2 separate regions of the Homo sapiens genome follow, and region 2 is linked to region 1. A link is an interaction called in ENCODE POLR2A ChIA-PET data of the cell type or tissue named here. Cell type or tissue: PC-9. All regions are shown on one strand. Each heading gives the region's core, and the rest is flanking DNA. Links, peaks and the distances in the headings are about the cores only.

Region 1 (5,372 bases), core at 232-5,231:
TTTGATCTTGGAACTGTCTTTTCATCTTAATTCTTTTAGAATTTCATTTTAACATAGCAGACTCACTTCTGGCCTGCCATCTCCAGTGGAGTATTTCCCACAAACAGCCACATCAAAATCCTTGGGACTTTCAGAGGGAAGATGGCACTGCCTTCCTTTGCTACTACTATTGTTACAATGACATTGAAACTTTTTTTCCCTAAGGAATTAGAGTTGGGAGGAAGCTACATGGGACATTTCTCTTGTTCATTTGACATAGGCTAGGGAATCTCATTGGGAATGTGTGCAACAACAGAGGCACTAGAAAGAAAGAGATTCACTAGAAAGAAAATAGGTTTGTGTCAACCACTGCAGGTGCCCTGTTCATGCCTCCAGGCTAGGGAGTTAAAGATGGGTATCGTAGCGGTGGTTGTGATGATGTTGATGATATTGACTGTGATAGCAGGTGACAATTTGCTCTGTGCAAAGTGTTTTAAACGTTCTCACAATAACCCCATGAGGTAGGTATTATTAAGGGACCTGTTTCTTCTCTCAAGTCTACAGTCTCCCATCAAACCAGAACCCTTCTTTTCTGAGATCCTGTTTCTCTTGTTTCAATTTAGTTTGATCCTAGATAGATCTTGTCTTTTTCTTGTTACAAGAACAATAATAGTTAATTATTGACTCATGAGGTCTTAGGGTATTTACTACCAACTAAACTGTGCTAACTGTTCTCTCATTTAATCCTTATACTAACATTATTTAATGAGGAAAAACAGACTCAGAGTAATTTGCCCCAAGTCACATAACTGTAAATGGCTAAACTGGGATTTGAGCCCAGACCCAACTAACTCCAGAACCCAAGGTATTGACGCCTGTAATATTTATTGCTTATAGTAATGAAAATGTAGATTAAGCTCCTTGGTTCAGAGAAAAATGTAAGAGAAGTAGTAGAAGCTTCTTTCTGACTAGACTGCCTCTCCACCAACTAAGTCTGTCCTTCTGCATGTATTTAAGCCAGCTTCAGGGTCCTTCCATGCAGGCCGGGGGTGTCGGGCAGTGGCTGTTCATGCCCCCCTTCCAGCTCTCTGCTTGCTTGGTGTCCTTCCCGCCATGCCGCCCAGGGCCTGGGCAGAGCCTTGCCGAAGCCTCGGCTCATGTGTGGCTTTGATTCTTCTCTTTTCAGGCCCGGCTTGGGACATTGTTCACTTCCCCTCGCTTCCCCTCTAGAAGCCCCCTTTGCCATCCCTGCACCTTGTTTCGGGTGATGCCCGAGAGGGAGCTGTGGCCAGCGGGGACTGGCTCAGAACCCGTGACCCGTGTCGGCAGCTGTGACAGCATGATGAGCAGCACCTCCACCCGCTCTGGATCTGTACGTAATACTCTCCCTCCCGCAACCTGGTCTGCTCTCTGCACACCTGCCCTGCCCTGCCCTGCCCTATCCTTTCCTGCCACCCATCCTGGCTCACTGCACCTTCTCTTTCATTGTTGGGGAGTGATTCACAACACCAGTGGGTGCTTTCTGCCTGAGTCAGCCCTGGCTCTATAGAGAATAGGATGGGACGACCTTAGAGAGCAACTGGGCAAATGAGACTTTTTCCGCCGATTTTCATTAGGTTGGGGGTTGGGTTGAGCAGAGAGAGTAGGCCTGTAATCTGAGGTCATGGTGGAAACCAGAACATAGATTCTTGTAGCACATGGATTATTGAAGTTCTCTGCAATGAGCAGCATTACTTTAGTCTCTTACAAAGATCAAAGAAAATAGGTAATTAGGAGCCTAGGTTCTGGAACCAAACAGATTTAAGTTCTCTACTTATAAGCTGTATGACCTTGGGCAAATTACTTAATTTCTCTAAGCTTTAGCCTCCTCAGTTTTCAAATGGGATACTTAGTGTTCATACCCAATTCAATTTGTGGGGAGTAAATGTGATACAGGTAAAGCACCTAGCATATGCCTCTATATAGAAAAGAATCAGCCTTTCTAGGAGCAGAGACTGAGAATCTTCCAAAGTCACTGTGTTTAGCTACTTGTGAGTGGCATTTAATAAACTGTAATTTTTCTGGGCATGAATTTAAATCTCAGTTGTTGTGAGGCTGGTGTGAAAGAGTAAATCTGTGCTGCATCCAGACGCAAACATTTGTTGTTCATGCTTGTCACATACATAAGAATCATAGAGAATTTATGCTTTTTTGCATTGTATCCTATAGAGGTATTTGAAAATTTAAGGGTGTCTACTGAATGTCAAGATGTTTAAGACAACCAGTGGATTTTGATATGTAAAAATAGAGTAGAGAAAGAAACACACATGCACAAATCCAAAGTGCAGACAATCATACAAATTTCATTTTGACCCTAGATAATGGGGCTGTGGAGACGTCTTTCTATGTCTTTTAGGCTGAGGCCAACGTGAATAGTCACATAGCATTGGACACAGAATGTGACAGGGATTAAAGGTTTTCAAAGTGAATCATTCATGAAGGAGAAACTCAGAGTCAGCTTATCCTTGGCAAGGCTATTTTAGGAGGAAGAGGACAATAAAGATATTTTTCTTCAAGAAACTCTTGGCGTCAGCTTCAGAGCTTCCAGGGGCTATATTTGGGGCTTGCTTTAACATGTAGGCCCACATGCGAAAGGAAGTTCCAGAGGCAAATGGAAGGGTTATTCTGCAACCCTCTCCCCTCCCTCCAGGATATTTTTAGAGCTGTCTCAAAATCTTTCCTGGCCATCTGAGTGGGCCTGAAGAATATACAACTCTGAAGTGTCCCAAATATTAGGAAAAGGGCTGGAGATGCCAAGAAGAGACTTGGCCCAAATTTCTTATATTCCAATTTGCCCTTTTGTTTTCCCTTCAACCTCCTCTGTGGAAGAGCAACTATTCCAGCAAACTTCTAGCCCCATACAACATAGACAGTAACTGTCTGAGATGACCATTATTATTTTCTTCCAAAAACCTCTATGTACTCTCTCATAATGAATATGATCTACTTTAAGATCTACTTAATATTTAATACTAAGCTGCTTTTCCCTCCTCCCATACCATCCAGTTTCTCCACCAACCTCCCCCTTTAAGTTAATATTTGCTTTAGAAATGCACACTTACTTGAACATTAGCCAGAGCCAAATGTCATCAAGAAAGTAAATGTACAAGGGGAAAAATTCCCGTATGGAATGCATTTCAAAGTCAAGTACAAATCATTTAGTACATTTATCTGTGGCCAGTCATGCCACAGTTCCTACTGGCCTGGCAGCTCATAGCTGGCTTCATTTCCTGCTTTTCCTCATACTGCCCTTGACATACCAGATCAAGTATGCAGAAGTACTTTTAAAAGTTAAAAGCAATACCACTGAAGTTTCAGGTCAAATTGTTATGTTGCACTTCTTATTTGGAGCTAAATCAGAGGTGCTCAAAGTGAGATGTTTGACAAAGGCTGTCAAACATTGAAACTTGGGACTGCTTCTAATCTGTGCCCCTAAGCATTCAAGCCAGGACTGAGCAAAAGAAAGGCCCCTGCCATGTGCCTGCCCAGCTCCAGAGCTGGGCGCTAGTGGGCCAGCCTCCTGACAGACTCTGCCCTCCCTGGTGCCTACAGTTTCAGGAGGCAACTCCAGCAGCTTTGCAGAGTAGCAGGAGGGAAAGGTTTCCAGCTCTTCAGCATTCCTTCCTCTCTGCAGGGTGGTTCTCAGGCCCCGCCAGTTTCTGCGGAGGGAGCGCTTTCTCACAGCTCTCTCTCCCTCTCCTGTTCTTCTTCTCGCCCTCCCCCCCGCCTCCCCGCCCCCGCCCCCAACCCCAAACCCAACAGAGTGATAGCAGCTACGACTTCCTGTCCACTGAAGAGAAGGAGTGTCTGCTCTTCCTGGAGGAGACCATTGGCTCACTGGACACGGAGGCTGACAGCGGACTGTCCACTGACGAGTCTGAGCCAGCCACAACTCCCAGAGGTTTCCGAGCACTGCCCATAACCCAACCCACTCCCCGGGGTAAGGCAGACCCTCTGGGGTGGAACCCCAGCAAAACCCAGAAAATCAATATGTCCCCTCCGGCCACTTTCTACCTCGCCTGCCCTCTACCCCAAGGGTCACAGGCAGAAGAAGGTGTAGCCACACTCCTCACCACTCTCCTGGCTAGAACAGAGCCTTGTCCCTGGAGGGAAGGAGGGACCCCTGGCAAGCCAGCTTCCTATGTCTGTCTATGAAGTATCAGAGCTCTAGAAGGGAAAGGGGTTTGACCAGCTCCCATTCTCCTGTGGAAAAATTCTAAAGAGATATGACCGCAGAGGCGGGGGAGGGAGTCAGGGAGGGCTGGGTGGTTGGCTCTGGAGAGACTGAGTCAGTCTAGAGAGCTAATCTGGGTGACACAGAGGACAAGGGTAGGAGAGATAAGGAGAAGGAAGGGCTCCCCAGCTGCAGTGGGAAGTACCTCAAGGCCCTCGTTAGAGAGCGTGGAAAGCCAGTGGTATTCAGGCTCAGCAGAAGGGGAACAAAACAACACACAAGTGTGGCCATGACTGTGGGGCCACATGTCCCAGGGTGTGAGAAACCTTTTACTCCTGAGGACAGTCCCGCTGGTATTGGGGCTGCAGTTTTGTGTTGTTTCATTTAGCAAATATTTATTAACAAGTAGTTAGACCTTCCCTGGAGCTAGAGCTATAAATGGGGACGTAGGGCTTTCCTGCTCCATGAGGCTGATTCACTGGCCCAGGGGGCCTGATGTACCTGCCTAGCTCACTGGAAGGAAAGGAGTCACTTTCTGGTGTGGGGACACTATGGCTATTACAGAATTATCCACATGCTCATAGAAAGTGCAAGTAGAAGGCAGAAGCCTGGTTGAATCAAGAGCAAATCACTTATTCAGAGGCTTGCATTGGGCTCAGTTATCTGGGAGGCCCAAAATAGCTAGAAGGAACTGTCCCAAATTTATCTCCAACCCTGGTGCCTCTGTAGAAAACTGGGGAGAGGTCAAGTCAATAACTTAGAGCAATCAGGGGTCACTCTCTTGCCGCCCATCATGAAAAATTAATTCTCAGTCAAAAAAAGATATGCTATTATTATTTGTAGAAATGGGGGTCTCTTATGTTGCCCTGGTTGGTCTCGAACTCTTGGGCTCAAATGATCCACTTGCTTTGGCCTCCCAAAGTGCTGGGATTACAGGCATGAGACACTGCGCCTGGCCCTGGATCTGCTATTACTGATCTATTAGTCTAAATGATATCCAGACAAAAGTGCTGCTCTTGTAAAAGCAAAGAAAACAAGGCAAAATAAAACCCATTCATTGCTAGTTTGGGATCAGAGTTCAGGAAGTCATTGCTTTCCCCTCTGCAGCAGGGCCCTCACCTCTGTCCACTCTTTTTCTGTCCACTCTTTTATGTTCTTTCTGACCCTCACAGGAGGTCCA
Region 2 (5,372 bases), core at 172-5,171, 310 kb after region 1:
TGAAAGAGAAAGAGGAATTTTCATTTCAACCGCATCAATTATGTACCAGGTGCACTTTATATATAGCAAATATTGCTATATTTAAGCTTCCTAGCAGCCCTACAGAACAGGATCCATTGCTGACTCCATCGTACAGGTGCGGCAACCAAGGCCCAAGGAAGTATTAATAATTTGCCCAAGGCCACATGGCTAGTAGGTAATAAAGCCAGGACTCAGACCCAATTCAGATCTAACCTTTTATTCACAGCAAAGGAGGCTTTGACAAATAAACCCTGAGCTGGTAATATTAGTTTACCGCTGGCCTCTCTCGTCCCCTCCTAAGTGACTCGTCTTTGCTCTGTTCACAGGCCTGCCCTATTCGCATCAGGCCTGGGGCCAGAGCCCAGTAGAGAAGAGTCACAATAAACACTTACCAATTAAATGGGCAGACTGTACACCAGAACAAGATACAAGGCATCTTTCCCTAGGAGACCAGGCAGACAGTGGTAGGAAGGAAACACCCTAAATGTTCCAAGTTGGCTTTAAGCTAAAATCCAAGTGGCAAGAAGAGAAAGATCATGTTCTTAGTAGTATCTAGGTATCTAGTATCTACTTTAAAAAATCCACAGAGATGGACAAACTAGCAAGAGAAAGTAAGACGGAAGGAGGTCAGGAACACTGCGCCTCTGGCCTAAGCAGCCCCCATGCATACGACCCTGTGCGGCTGCCAAAGCAAATCTAAAATTTTACTTTGAAGCGACAAAAGCAATCTCACCTTCATCACCCCAGCTGAGCAGAATGAGACTCACAGCAACGTATACCTGAGTCCACAGATCTCACAGGGGGTGGAGGAGAGTTGACAGAGAATGTGGAGGAAGAGAAGGATCCTACAAATCAAGAGGGCGGCCCACACACACACATCCCCCACCCAGTACACAATTCCACACGCCTAAGACTGGAGACAACTGGGTGAGGAGAGAAGGAAAAAGAACCGGAAGATAGATGATTGTTATGGTGACACACAGCAGACTACATGGCCAGGGAGAAGACAGGAACCACTCTTTCCTACACAGTGAGAGAAATGGCCCAGACACAAGAGTGAGTTCAAGCCACCAACACAAACACAAGGTCACTGTGAGAGAGAAGTCGAGGTCATGCCTTCTGCTACGAGCAGGGCACCTGATAAATAAATTCTCACTCTACATTACCTCTCACACAGCTGAAGATACAAGGAAGGGAACTATTACCCTGAACTTACTTCTGGCCAGGAAGAAAAACCTAGTAAATTATGTTTAAAAAAAAAAAAAATACTTCAGCTAGCAAAAACAATAATAACAAGAACACCACATTGGGAGGAAGTAAGCTTGTCAATTCAGAGTTCAAAGGAGGGAAATTAAAAAAAAAAAAACTGAGACAAAAACAGTTGTTTAGCCTAGACTTCAAAAAAACCAATATTCAGGTCAGGCGCAGTGGATCACACTGAAATCCCAGCACTTTGGGAGGCTGAGGCAGGAGGATGGCTTGATGACTAAGAGGATACAAAAAGGAGAAGGAGGAGTTCAAGACCAGCCTGGGCAACACAGGGAGACCCCGTCTCTATGAATAATTTAAAAAATTAGCAGGGCATGGTGGCACTAGCCTGTGGCCCCAGCTACTCAGGAGGCTGAGGCAGGAAGATCACTGAGCCCAGGAGGTCAAGGCTGCAGTGAGCCAATGATCGTACCACTGCACTTCAGCCTGGGCAACAGAGTGAGACCCTATCTCAAAAAAAAAAAAAAAGAAAGAAAGAAAAAGAAAAAAAAAACCAATATTTAGATGTTGAGACCAAGGAGTATGATGGGCAGAGATCCCAAAAGGGAATGCATTTTGAAAGACAAGGTCCAAGTCTCTAAAAAGTGAATTCTGATCATCTAAAACACAATAATCGCTTAAAGAAGAAACCAGGAGGAGGCAGCCACAAATGTCAGGGAGAAGTGAAGAGCTGAGACAGTAAAGGATGTGTGCAAAGACACGAGCAACTGCCCATGAGCCAGGACAGGCCCGAAGGGAGTAGTCTGCGCTCACTAAACACAACAAGCAGAGCTTGTGAAAATGCTAGGAGCATGTCTTCAAGCTACATCCAAAGCCATAAGAAGAACCAGGGAGGAAGTGGCCCTGGGATGGGGACAGAGACTCTAACACACAAAATGACAGAGAATGGAGAATTTTCATCTCCAGTATTTCCCATCTTTTCTATGAAGGAGAATGCTCCACAGACTAGAACAAGCTAAACATTTACACACATGCTCTCTCTCAAGAGAAGCCTCAATTCTAAGCTAGACCATAAACCAACTTACAATCACCCAGAATTACATCCCAGGATGCAGAAGGAAAGTACAGGTTGATTCCAGAACCACTGCTGGCAGTGGTTCAGGAGCTGAGGGGAGAGGAGGTGGCAAAGATCTGCTTTCTGGCAGCACACATTCTCTCGAAACCTGGTACCCACAATGCTCCAGGCACTAGACCAAGCTCACAGGGCTTCAAGGTTCACAGTCTAGCCAAGAGGGAAAAAGAAGCAATATGTAAACAAAACTGTTAATAAACTATGATGACTAAGAGGATATAAAAAACTGGGGGGTTGGGACTTCTTTTTTTTTTTTTTTTTGTGACCGAGTTTCACTCTGCTACCCAGGCTGGAGTGCAATGGTGTGATCTCAGCTCACTGCAACCTCCACCTCCCAGATTCAAGCAATTCTCCCACCTCAGCCTCCCGAGTGGCTGGGATTATAGGCTCCCACCACCACACCCAACTAATTTTTTTTTTTTTAAGTAGAGACAGGGTTTCACCATGCTGGCCAGGCTTAGTTTCGAACTCCTGACCTCAGGTGATCCGCCTGCCTCAGCCTCTCAAAATGCTGGGATTACCAGCATGAGCCACTGCGTCCAGCCGGCACTTTTGTTTGTTTAAAGGGAAGGGGACAAATAGGATAAACTCCTCAACATCTGCCTCTGGAAAAGCTCTAGAACAAATCATAATCTGAACCATCACAAGCTACCCTGGGTCGCTTAAGAGGCCACAGCAAGCTAGTCTCGTTTCCTTTTTAGCAGAGTTTACTGAATTATAGACCAAAGGAATGCCAGACGCAAGGGGTCTGGACCTCTATGAAGTATATGAACACAGTCTCCTGCCCAGACCTTAGGGATGACAAAGGAGGAGGCAGTGAGATGACAAAGCATTTAGATAATATTTGCAGTTGTTATAAATGGCCAGTAATAAAGTGCTGTTTGGTGGATCTAGGACAGGCTGCTGAACAGGCACCAAACTGAACTCACGGCCCCTTTGAATTTGCTCCCGGATCTCAGTAAACGGCAATGACATCACTATCTAGCCAGGCTCCCAGATATAAATCTTGAGTACTCATCCTCAGACTCTCTCCCTCCGTCACCCACAGAAGCAATCCAATTTTGTCTCTGGGAAGATCTCCCAAATCCATCTTTCCTTTTCCAGTCCTGCTATCGCTTACTGGGTTGCAGCCCCTTTTCTCTTGTGTGCTTTCTCTTTTTGAGACAGGGTCTCATTCTGTCCCCCAGGCTGGAGTGCAGTGGCATGATTTCAGCTCACTGCAAACTCCGCCTCTTGGGTTCAAGCAATTCTCCCACCTCAAGCACCTGACTAGCTGGGACTACAGACATACACCACCACGCCTGGCTAACTTTTTATTTTTTGGTAGAAACGGGGTTTCACATGTTGGCCAGGCTGGTCTCAATCTCCTGACCTCAAGTGATCTGTCCACCTCGGCCTCCGAAAGTACTAGGATTACAGGCATGAGCCACCATGCCTGGCCTACTCTTCTGTGTTTTCTAACTGGTTTCTAGAAGGGAGACGTACTCCATCCCAGTACATCTTGGGTCACATGCTGAAAGGCAAAGCTGAGCAGGACATTTTCCTCCTTAAACATCTCCACTGGCTGACATGATAAAATCCAAATTCCCTAACTTAGTCTTCCCTAGCTCCTATCCACATCATCGCTACCCTAACCTCCCAACACATCCCCTATATTGAAGCTACAATGCACTTCCTGACCTCAGGCAAGCCAGGCCTTGTCATGACTTCACGTCTGTAAGAACCATGGCAATGTCACCTCCTCTGTGAAGCCTCTCTGACCACTTCCAGGCAGAGTCAGCCCCTCTGCCTCTCTGTGCCCACAGACTCTTGCTAAACTCCTACTTCAGCACTCACCAGTGGGATTTATAAAACGGTTTCTCTTTTCACTGTGGACCATGTACCTCTTGGAAGCTGGGACAATGTCTTGTTCATCTTTTGATTTCAAATCCTAGACCCGGTACATGGCATTTAGGAGGTGTTCAATAAGTATCTACTTGTTGACTAAACCCAAAGAACAACTTCAGTGGCAAACCTATTAGTGTGTGTGTGTGTGTGTGTGTGTGTGTGTGTGTGTGTGTGTGATGGAGTCTCATTCTGTCGCCCAGGCTGGAATGCAGTGGCACGATCTCAGCTCACTGAAATCTCCACCTCCCGGGTCCAAGAGATTCTCGTGCCTCAGCCTCCTGAGTAGCTGGGACTACAGGCGCCCACCACCACACTCAGCAAATTTTTATATTTTTAGTACAGATGGGGTTTCACCACATTGGCCAGGCTGGTCTCAAACTCCTGACCTCAAGTCATTCACCCACCTCGGCCTCCCAAAATACTGGGATTACAGCAGGCATGAGCCACCACACCAGACTGGCTTTGCCTAGTATTAATATTTTACCAACAAGCTGACTAAAGACATAGTAGGCAGTAAGCTTATCAAACTTCCAAGTGACACCCCCTAAGAAAACAATGGGAGAGGCAGTCTGTGCTAGGTAGTAGATTTTTAAAAGATTACAGTAGGAGAAAATATACGCCAAAACTAACAACAACAACAACAAAAAAACCCATCTTCAACAGCACAGGATGAAAGAGACTTTTCTCTAGTCACATCTTTATAACATGAATGAGAGCCAAGGTTCTGAAGCCAGGCTGCATGGGGGCAGTCCCAGCTCCTCCATTAAACTGCTGTGGGCCCTGAGCACCTTTCCTAACCTTCTTATACCTCCGGTTTCCTTCACTGTAATACAGGGATAACAACATTATCTAACTCGCAGGTTGTTATTTAGTGAATAATAACAATATAATTGCACTTAGAATTGTACCTGACTCAGTAAGATCTTTTTTTTATTATTTGTTGTCGTTGTTAAAAGCTGCTTCTAAGAACAAGGAAGAGAAGGTGTAAAGCATTGTGATTGCAAGGGCTCTGAAATTACACTGCCCCAAGTTCAAACACCAGCTCTAAAGCTTAGTAGCTGCCTGACCTTAGCCAGTTACTTCACATTCTAAATCTCCATTGAACTCATCGATTAAATGGAGT

What was found. Peaks named below come from ENCODE experiments on the same cell type or tissue, not always from the same donor. Only the 100,000 strongest peaks of a DNase experiment are listed, where the experiment ranks them.
Region 2: POLR2A ChIA-PET joins it to region 1 with 15 read pairs; 2 of 35 experiments call an interaction of 5 or more read pairs at or near these places.

What each region holds. Positions count from the first base shown.
Region 1 is chr1:207,023,473-207,028,844 of GRCh38, reverse strand. C1orf116 (chromosome 1 open reading frame 116) reads left to right here. Exons shown (of 4, transcript NM_023938.6): 2 at 1,166-1,351; 3 at 3,781-3,958; 4 at 5,365-5,372. The coding sequence starts at 1,247. Among named protein-coding and RNA genes, the nearest start is that of C1orf116, 6.6 kb to the left of the region's middle. In PC-9, for the core only: no CTCF peak of the experiment used is centred there; DNase peaks (open chromatin) are centred at 1,454, 3,124 and 3,584; H3K4me3 peaks cover 1,222 bases; H3K27ac peaks cover 4,786 bases.
Region 2 is chr1:206,712,016-206,717,387 of GRCh38, reverse strand. The region is part of intron 1 of MAPKAPK2 (MAPK activated protein kinase 2); the gene reads right to left. Among named protein-coding and RNA genes, the nearest start is that of MAPKAPK2, 30 kb to the right of the region's middle. In PC-9, for the core only: no CTCF peak of the experiment used is centred there; a DNase peak (open chromatin) is centred at 2,517; H3K27ac peaks cover 1,710 bases.